Linked DNA regions of Homo sapiens: regions 1 and 2 are each linked to region 3. A link is a contact called in ENCODE Hi-C data. All regions are on one chromosome and are shown on one strand. Each heading gives the region's core, a stretch centred on a gene start or an enhancer-like site at or near the end of the contact. The rest is flanking DNA. Distances are from core to core; before and after follow the strand shown.

Region 1 (2,700 bases), core at 90-2,589, 99 kb before region 3:
CGATGGGACCTTGGACCTGTGAGCCAATTCTTTATCCATAAAATGGGGATGCTCCTTCCTCCCCTGCAGATGGCTATGAGGATGCATCCAGTAGAAGCCCCGTAAGTGCCTGTGTGGGGCTTCTTCTACCACAGACATGGAATTAGCATGAGTAGCCAAGAGGGGGAGAAGTCAGGAAGGCCTGACATAGGAGAAGGATCCATTTGTGAAACTTGATCCTGAACAGGAGGCTGAGAACAGGGCCTTGAAACAGCCCTGTGGACCAAATGGGGCAGGTGAACCCTCTTTGCTTGGCTCAGGTGGAGAGGGTGATTTGTTTTGAGATCTTATCTTATTGGACAAGTCAGTCATACGCCTGCCCTAAACAGCCATGGGCCATGGGGATGTGATGTGCTGACTGGCACAGTCATGTGTTCCTCCTGGTGCAGTCCAGATCCTGTTGCCTGAAGTGGGGATGGGGGACCCCTGGTCAACTATGGGGGACTACTGCCTCTTGGCAGAGAGGCACCATGACAACCCACCAAAGTGGGCTAATCAGGCCTCTGCTCTGATTTATTTGGAGTCATCCTTCCTCCTCTTGCAACTTCTATTCATCCTTAAAAACCCAGCTTAAACACTGCTGCTGGAAGCATCCCTGTGCAACTTCAACCTTCTCTGAGCCTCTGTGGTGCGGGCAGCCTCTGCCACATAATGTATCAACCTCCAGATCATCACTGCTCCAGCATAGCTGAAATATTGCCTATGGTTTGCCAAGTGTGGGCACGTTATCCTCATAACAACTGAGAAAGGGGAAAGCCCTCTGACAGCCTGGGCTGGCCTGGCATTCACAGCCAGGCCATGGTGTTCTGTTGGACATGAACAGTTCTACAGCCCAGAAACATCAGACAAGACCGCTCGGTAACCATGAAGGATCAAAACAAAGACGAGACCATTCTGTAGTCCTGCCTGAACGCAGACGAAAACGTGAACATCGTCCAAATGACAAAACTGCCCAAATGTTCCCCTTCCTGGCTCAAATGTTTCTTAACTAATTGCAGTTGTAGCTTTGCTCAGTTCCTCCTGCCGTCTAGAAGAGAATCATTGACATACCCAATCACAGAATTACCCTTGCTTCCTGACAGCATCCAGCCTAGAGAAACAGCCTGCAAAATCACTTAATGCGAGCCCAAATCCCATGATCAGTCCTACTAACATCCCCTCCCCGAGACATCCAGGGGTGCGCATTCCCCTCCAGTGCAGTGACTCAAAAAGCCAACTTTGTTCAACCGAAAGGTGTGTTCCTGGTAGCCTTTGGCCGGAGGGCATTGCATGATCCTGCAAAAGAGATGTTATTGTTCTTATGTCACGGGCAAGGGAACAGGGGTTCAGAGAGGTTATGAAGTTGCCTAACGTCACAAAGCAGGGAGGTGGCGAAGCTAGGGTCCTCAGAGCTCTTCCCATGAAAACTCATTCACATTTGTCCTTTCTTGTTTTACTTTACTATGTGTCTGTGTGTGTATTGTGTAGTCATCAGTGCTGTTTGGGATGCAAATGACAGAACTCAAACCAGCTCAAACAAAAACAGGGTTTGGCTCAAAGGCCCTGTGGTGACTGGCGGAGGCTGAAAGCAGGACTGTGTTGATCTCAAGAACAAGAGTTAGGCGCGCAGACCCTGTTGGAAGTCTCTCTATCTCCTGCCCTTGCTCCTCTCTCTCTGATGATCAGACTTTTCTACTTCTTAGTTGATGCAGCAGAAAACACCCGCTGCCAACAACCCGCAGTTCAGCTCCCAACCTCTCAACACAGATTGGAGTGAAGAACCCCGATTGTCCTCCCTGGGGTGCTGCACACCCCTGAACTATCCCCTGAGGTTGGGAGGTGGGGCTCCTGGCCGATGTGGGCTCTTCCAGTAATTGCACGTAAAATGGAGCTAAGAGCTGGGGACTCCCTGAAGAGGGGAGAGGAGTTTCTCGGCTGCCGTGTGCACAGCCGCCTGCAGCGGGACCCTCGTGCTGCTGTCTGGCGCCTCTGCTCCTTGTAGGTGGATCCCAGCTCTCCCCACCTCACACAGCCGGGTGCAGGGAAGCGCACAGAGGCCGCCGGGGCCCTCACATCCCGGAGATTTTTTCTTCTAACAAGGCCCAGTTGTGAGGTGGCCATCATCGTTAAGGGACCAGCCACAGCCCCGCCGGTCGCCACTCCTGGGTCCGGCCTCACCTCCCCCGCAACCCAGGGTCTCCGGGGTCTGGCTCAGCCTACGGTGTCAGAACCCGGGACAACAGTGCGGGCCCAGACCAGACTCCCAGCCCGCAGCCGAGGGAACCCCGCGCTCAGGCTGCCCCGGGGCTTTTCAGCCCTCTCCGCCTCCCCGCAGCCCATGCCCACCTCGCCCGCGCCCACCTCGCTGGCAGCCCTCACCCTCACCCTCACCGGGCGCTCGTCACAGCGCCCCCTACTGGGCCCCGGGGCCTCTCAGCGTTTCCGGCGCTCTTCACCTGACTGTGTCTCATTCCCCCCTCTTTTCTGAACACTCTATGTGCTTCAGCAATGAACTGACAAGTGTGTGGGTGTGTCCCTGTGAGAGTCCCTGCCTGTGTCCCTGTGTGGCTCTGTGTGTCCTGCTCTGTGTATTTGCTCTTCCTTTCTTCCCCTCCCCGTTTTAGGCGTTTCTCCGCCCTTCTTGCTCCACTCCACACCAGAATCTTTGCTCCTATGCGAGGT
Region 2 (2,700 bases), core at 81-2,580, 75 kb before region 3:
ATCAACCACATGTGATTTCCTGGAGGAGAAGGGGCAGTAGAGAAGGGGCAGAGTGGCAGGGCTGGGATGGACCTAGCTTAGGGCTTGTAGGTCAGGGAAGTGAGGGAAGTGGATGTCAAGATGGAAGACACAGGCACGCTTTGTTTGCATCTGAAATCAGTGAGAATAGCTTTCTCTTCCACAAAGAACTGGATCTCTTTCACCCAGGTGAAAGGTGCTATTTCTAGCTCTTATTTCTTAATGAAAATGGCCCTCTCAGTCTGTCCTGTTTTTCTCTACTTTTGGTGGTGACATTGGAGCAGAACGATGGCATTTCCGCTTTCTATAAGAAAGAGGGCCAGGCTTGTCTAAGAACCCCCACCCCTAACTCCTAGCCTGGCATCTTCCATTAAACTTGCAGAGATGAAACAGGTGACTGACATCTTGGGCTGGGGGGACAGACGTTTAGAATTAGCTCCTGGATGCATCCAGGAATTCAGATCTGTGCTAAAACTCTCTATAGCTCCAGAAGACTGGCTTTTACAGTGGCTGTGCCCTGGAGTCTCAGAGACTGTCCTGCAGATTCAGGAAGAGAGGTGTTGTACGGACTTGCAGATTTTCTGTCTCACCGTCCCATTTAGACACAGGAAGACAAGAGAAAGTTACCTCTAGGAGGTGAAAGGAGTAAGTTTTTTGGGGGGGTCAACTGAAGATCTGTGTGAGAACCTTTTCCACACTACAACAATAGACTAAAAAAAATTGACTCAGCTTACATAGAATGCAATTGTTTTGTACAATTATTTTGCTTAAAAAGTGAAAAGGGTTTTAGAATTGTGGTTTTGAACTTGTTAGTAATTTTGATTTTTCAGTTTTATTCTTGTATTTTACAGTCACAATTATTATTATTTTTTTCTTTTTAGATCTCAAGCATGTTTAATGGCCCCCGAAAAGAATCTATAGACCCCACACTGTTTATGGGGTAAATCAAGCCTCTGGGTCTGGGATGGAAGAACCAGAGTGTGGGGTTTCAGAGAAGGGTAGTGGGGAAGAAGCCACTTGCTCTGGAGCAAGTGATCATTGGGCCTTCCCTGGGATGGCCCCAGGGAGCACGCCTCTGGCCGACCTCCACCGGCCTGCCAACCCAGGCTGCGGGGGCGGCTGCGAGTCCCCCGAAGGTAAATGACGCGGCATCAGCGGGGTCCCTGTGTCAACTGCATGATGGCTTTCAGGCCTGGGGCTGGTGGCTTCCTGTCTCACCGCTGAGAGCGAGGCTATTTCAGGATCTCGCTGCTTCCGTCTGTTCCGGGGAGGGCAGGATGGAGGGCGGGCAGTGGAGAGGAGGCGGAGGCCCGGGTCTACATCTACCAGGTGTTTCAGAGGCAAACTTTCTTTTTCCTCCTGTTTCTGCTGCCCACTGCTGGTGGAATGGGTTTGTCAAGTTGGCATTACTTTCTTTGAAATGCTTTTTATTCACTGCTTTTGGAGTAAAAAACAAAACTCAGTCATATCCCTACTCAAGGCTTGGATAATTGCCCAATACAGCAACATCTTCTGTAGTAAAATTTACCTTCAAAAATCCTGTGAATCATTAGGACCTGATGGGTTCTGAGAATTTCACTTATTTTGTTTGTTTGTTTGTCTCTTGGGCATTTTAGCTGTGCCTTCCCTGTCCCTGGGGCGATGGGGATGAGGGAACAGTGACAGGGTCAATAAATGCGCCTCTGCCTGCCTATTTCTCTCTCCTTCTCTTTGTCTGCACTCACTTAGCTGAATTTGGGTAAGATGGTTGTTTGTGGGAGCCAACCCCATTGTACTTCTGCACAGTACGTTTACTGCTGTCAGAACACTCTCACACGCACACGCACCAAGCCATTGTTTGGGGAAACTTCCCTGGCAGGTCGAAGGAATGGAATTGCTGTCTCCATTTCCCATCTCAGGACGCTGAGGCTGGGAGAAGGGGACCGGCCTGTGCGGGTTGCAGGATGCGTGGCTGGGGTTTGAAGCAGCGTCCCCACCCCCGTGCGTGGGCTGTTGCCATTGCCCCACGTTTCTCACGTTTCCCCTTGGCCTTACTTGAGATTCCCTGTTCCCTGTGGAGGGGCCTAGGAAGGGCCCCTGATTGACTTTTGGCCCCAAACCGTGACTCTCTCTCAGAGGTGGCTCAGGGAACTTTAATGATTTAGGGCAGCGCTGCTTAGCCAGGGGCAATTTTGTTTCTCAGGGGACATTTGGCAGTGTCTAGAAACATTTTTGGTTTTCACAATTGGGGGTTGCTACTGGCATCTAGTGGGTAGAGGCTGTTAAACACCCTGTAGCCCAGAGGACAGGCCCCTCCTGCCCTGCAACAAACAATTATCCGGCCCAGAATGTCAACAGTGCCAAGGGTGAGAAGCTCTGGTTTAGGGGAGTGAACTCCAGGTGGTTAGGAACTATCGCCACATATTTCTTGCCTTCTTCTAAGCTCTCGGTCCATGATGTTCAGCAAGGAGTCACTGAGCACCTCCCACACGCATGGCACACTCCCATCTAGGCTGCCTGCCTGTGCCATCTCCTTACACTCTCAAAGGCATGGTAAAGTGGGTGAATCTCTCCATAGGACTCATGAGAACATGAGGGTTTAGAGGGTGTCACCGTTGGGTGTCCTGGGAGGTAGGCTCTGGGGTGGATATTTGTATGCAGAACCAGCCTCTGTAGGGAGAGAGGGACTCAGGATGGGGCAGA
Region 3 (2,700 bases), core at 114-2,613:
AATTTCTTCTAGATCAGGGATAGGCCTGGCTGCATTAACGGAGGTTCTTTACAGATGCAAGCGTTCCCCTACAAAAGATGGCTTTGCAGGGCCATTTCAAAATATGTCAAAGAAAAATCTCTTGGGATAAAATAGTTTCATTTCCTTCAGGGTCTTCTATCTGTCATGTGATGCTATACCAGCGTCAGGCTGGAATTTGGTATCTTATTGCCAAAGAATCTGTTTTGTGAAACTTGGGATCTCTATTTTAATGTTAATTCTGGTCAGTTGTGCCTAAACTCCATAAAGGAGGGACTATACTGAGGCGTATTCAATCTTCCTTCTTACCAAGGCCAGGAATTCAATTTTTCAGGTTTCTCTTGTCCCAGAGAGGTCTGTACAGTCAATTAGGGGGACTTAGGATTTTATTTTTGGCTTACAAAGGTAATCCCCCAAATTTCCTAAATGTCTTTTCGGGAATGGTACAACCCCACTGAAAACTAACAGCATAATCAAAACTGTCTAGACTCTATTTCTGCAGTTCTTGTGGGGGGCAAGTTCTGTTTTGAAAGTTTTCCATGGCTGAAAGTTTATCTTCCAAGGTCTATTTTTTCCCTGAACATTCATGCAAACAAATCAACTTTGAAAGAGAAATGCACTTTCCTCAAAGGATATTAAACTTGGGCTGAAAAGCTTTATTACATTTTTTCTGACTAGAACACCTCAGAGACACTGGTGGTGGAAGGGAAACAGAAGCCCAGGTTAGTTTCCCAAGGGGAAGGAGAGGCAGAGTGGGTCTGGAGTGGCTTGGCCCAGGGACTAGAAGGCACTTTTGCTGGGCTCCTGGCCTTGTGGGATAAGGGTGTATTTAGAAGGCATCAAAGTCAAACCATGATGTTAGTTATGTCTCCAAGAGTAGAAACTTTCTTCCAATGATCTGGGTTCTTTAATCTCTCAGATACCCTCCCATTTCACAAATGGCTGCTATTATTAAACTTGAGAAATATCCCTGGCTTTTCTTATTTTTCCTTCTTTCTAATTTCCAAATTCAAACTGAAGTAGAAGCTCTTTTATGGCCTAGTCTCTCCAAGAAACATTTTCTAATTTTTATCCTGAAATCCTTCTACTGAATGTACAATGCACATTGATAGAATAAAAACTTCAGCTGAATTAAATTTAAAAGAGTTTAATTGAGCAATGAAGGATTTGTGAATCAGGCGGCCTCCCAAGCCAGAGTAGGCTCTAAGACTCCAGCACAGCCACATGGCAGAAGAAGATTTATGAACAGATAAAGGAAAGCAACATACAGAAAACAGAAGTGAAATACAGAAACAGCTGGGTTGGTTATAGGTTGGCATTTGCCTTATTTGAATATGGTTTGAACAGTTGGCTACATTTGATTGCCAAAACTCAGTAATTGGCACAAGTGTAGGCTACGGTCTGTTTACACTTCCATTTGTTACAGTTCATGATGTACAGAAAAACGTTTAGGCCAAAACTTAAAATATGTAAGGAGGGAGCTTTAGGCTAAACTTGACTTAACAACATTGATATTTATTAATGTCTACCTTATACTTAATTGCATTCCATTCATGCTATTATTCATGAGGCTTTGAGAGTAAAGACCACACCTGGTTCATTTCCACATCACCTGGGGTGTCAAGCACAGGGTCTGCCACATAGAAGGTGCTTGACAACTATTTTTTGCTATAATAAACAAATAGCAAATCAATGTGTAAATGAATGACTGAATTATTCAAATGAAACATTGAGTAGATAAAACCAGTGAGGGCATCAATCATTGAGTTAAGGTTAGAATGAATCACTGTATCAATATCTGTACTAGTCAAAGCATTTTTAGATGCCGAGAACAGAAACCTACTCAGACTAGCCCAAGTAAAAATAGCACTAGGAGAGGGCAGGCTATTGCTTAACAACTCAACACAGTGTTTCTCTGTTGAGAAGGAAGGAAGTTTCCACAAGGACATAGAAGTAATGATACCGTGTGAACTGGGCTGGAAAGCCCACACCCAAAATGTCTACTGGAAAATTTTACTGATAATCTTACAACTCAAGGCTCCAGGGTACACAGCTGGGCCTCAGGGTACTAGAACCAGAAACAAAACAGATGGGAGCCAAGGCTGAGGGCTCCACATCCCTCTCATTCCTGTCCATCTGTCTGTCTAGCTGTTGTGCCTTCTCTCCTTGTATTCTGGCTCTCTGCTTTTGTCTGTATCACAATCAGTGTCTTCTAGATCATTTTACCTACATCCTTTCTTTACAAGACATTTCAGCGTAGGCGCCTGCCACTGTAACAGTGAAAAGGAGGTCTAGCATGACTAACTCTATTTTGCTTCTAATCTCCCTCCTTAGGTGATGATTATCTTTTAGGTTACCTGCTTTTGCTTACTTCTGTATGTAGGCCAAGCCAAGTAAGGGAGGAATTTTAGCTCATAGTTTACCTTTAAAGCAAGGATGACAATAGCCCCTTCCCAAAACTAACCCCTGAGTAGATAAGGAGGGTGTACACATGGTTAATACTGTTGTGTTAAAGATTTACAGGAGCATCGTGACCTAACCGAGGACAGTGAAAGTTACCCTTGCTGGTGCACAGATATCTGTGGTCATCAGTAACCTTTTGACCACCACCCTCTCCTTCACCTCTTCCCATAACATTAAAGGAACCCCAAATTCATATGAGCTTAAGATGTCTTTAATCTT

What was found. A loop is a pair of places that touch in the nucleus more often than their neighbours do. Pooled maps may share reads with other maps.
Region 1: a loop to region 3 is called in a map with no recorded cell type, with 12 times the contacts of the local background. The contact joins the promoter of LINC02179 here to the enhancer-like site in region 3. A Hi-C loop is called at or near these places in 8 of 37 single-sample maps with no recorded cell type and 2 of 50 pooled maps.
Region 2: a loop to region 3 is called in a pooled map, with 9 times the contacts of the local background. The contact joins two enhancer-like sites. A Hi-C loop is called at or near these places in 7 of 37 single-sample maps with no recorded cell type and 5 of 50 pooled maps.

What each region holds. Positions count from the first base shown.
Region 1 is chr16:49,464,745-49,467,444 of GRCh38, reverse strand. LINC02179 (long intergenic non-protein coding RNA 2179) reads right to left here and starts at 1,339. Exons shown (of 2, transcript XR_243442.1): 1 at 1-1,339. RefSeq lists an enhancer at 2,168-2,669.
Region 2 is chr16:49,440,146-49,442,845 of GRCh38, reverse strand. The region is part of intron 2 of LOC105371244 (a long non-coding RNA gene); the gene reads left to right. Among named protein-coding and RNA genes, the nearest start is that of LINC02179, 25 kb to the left of the region's middle. RefSeq lists enhancers at 1,090-1,369, 625-1,572. Within about 2 kb of position 1,330, at least 8 of the 41 ENCODE cell types and tissues checked have a DNase peak (open chromatin) inside an H3K27ac peak, as active enhancers do.
Region 3 is chr16:49,365,479-49,368,178 of GRCh38, reverse strand. No RefSeq gene overlaps it. Among named protein-coding and RNA genes, the nearest start is that of C16orf78, 7.0 kb to the left of the region's middle. Within about 2 kb of position 1,363, at least 2 of the 41 ENCODE cell types and tissues checked have a DNase peak (open chromatin) inside an H3K27ac peak, as active enhancers do.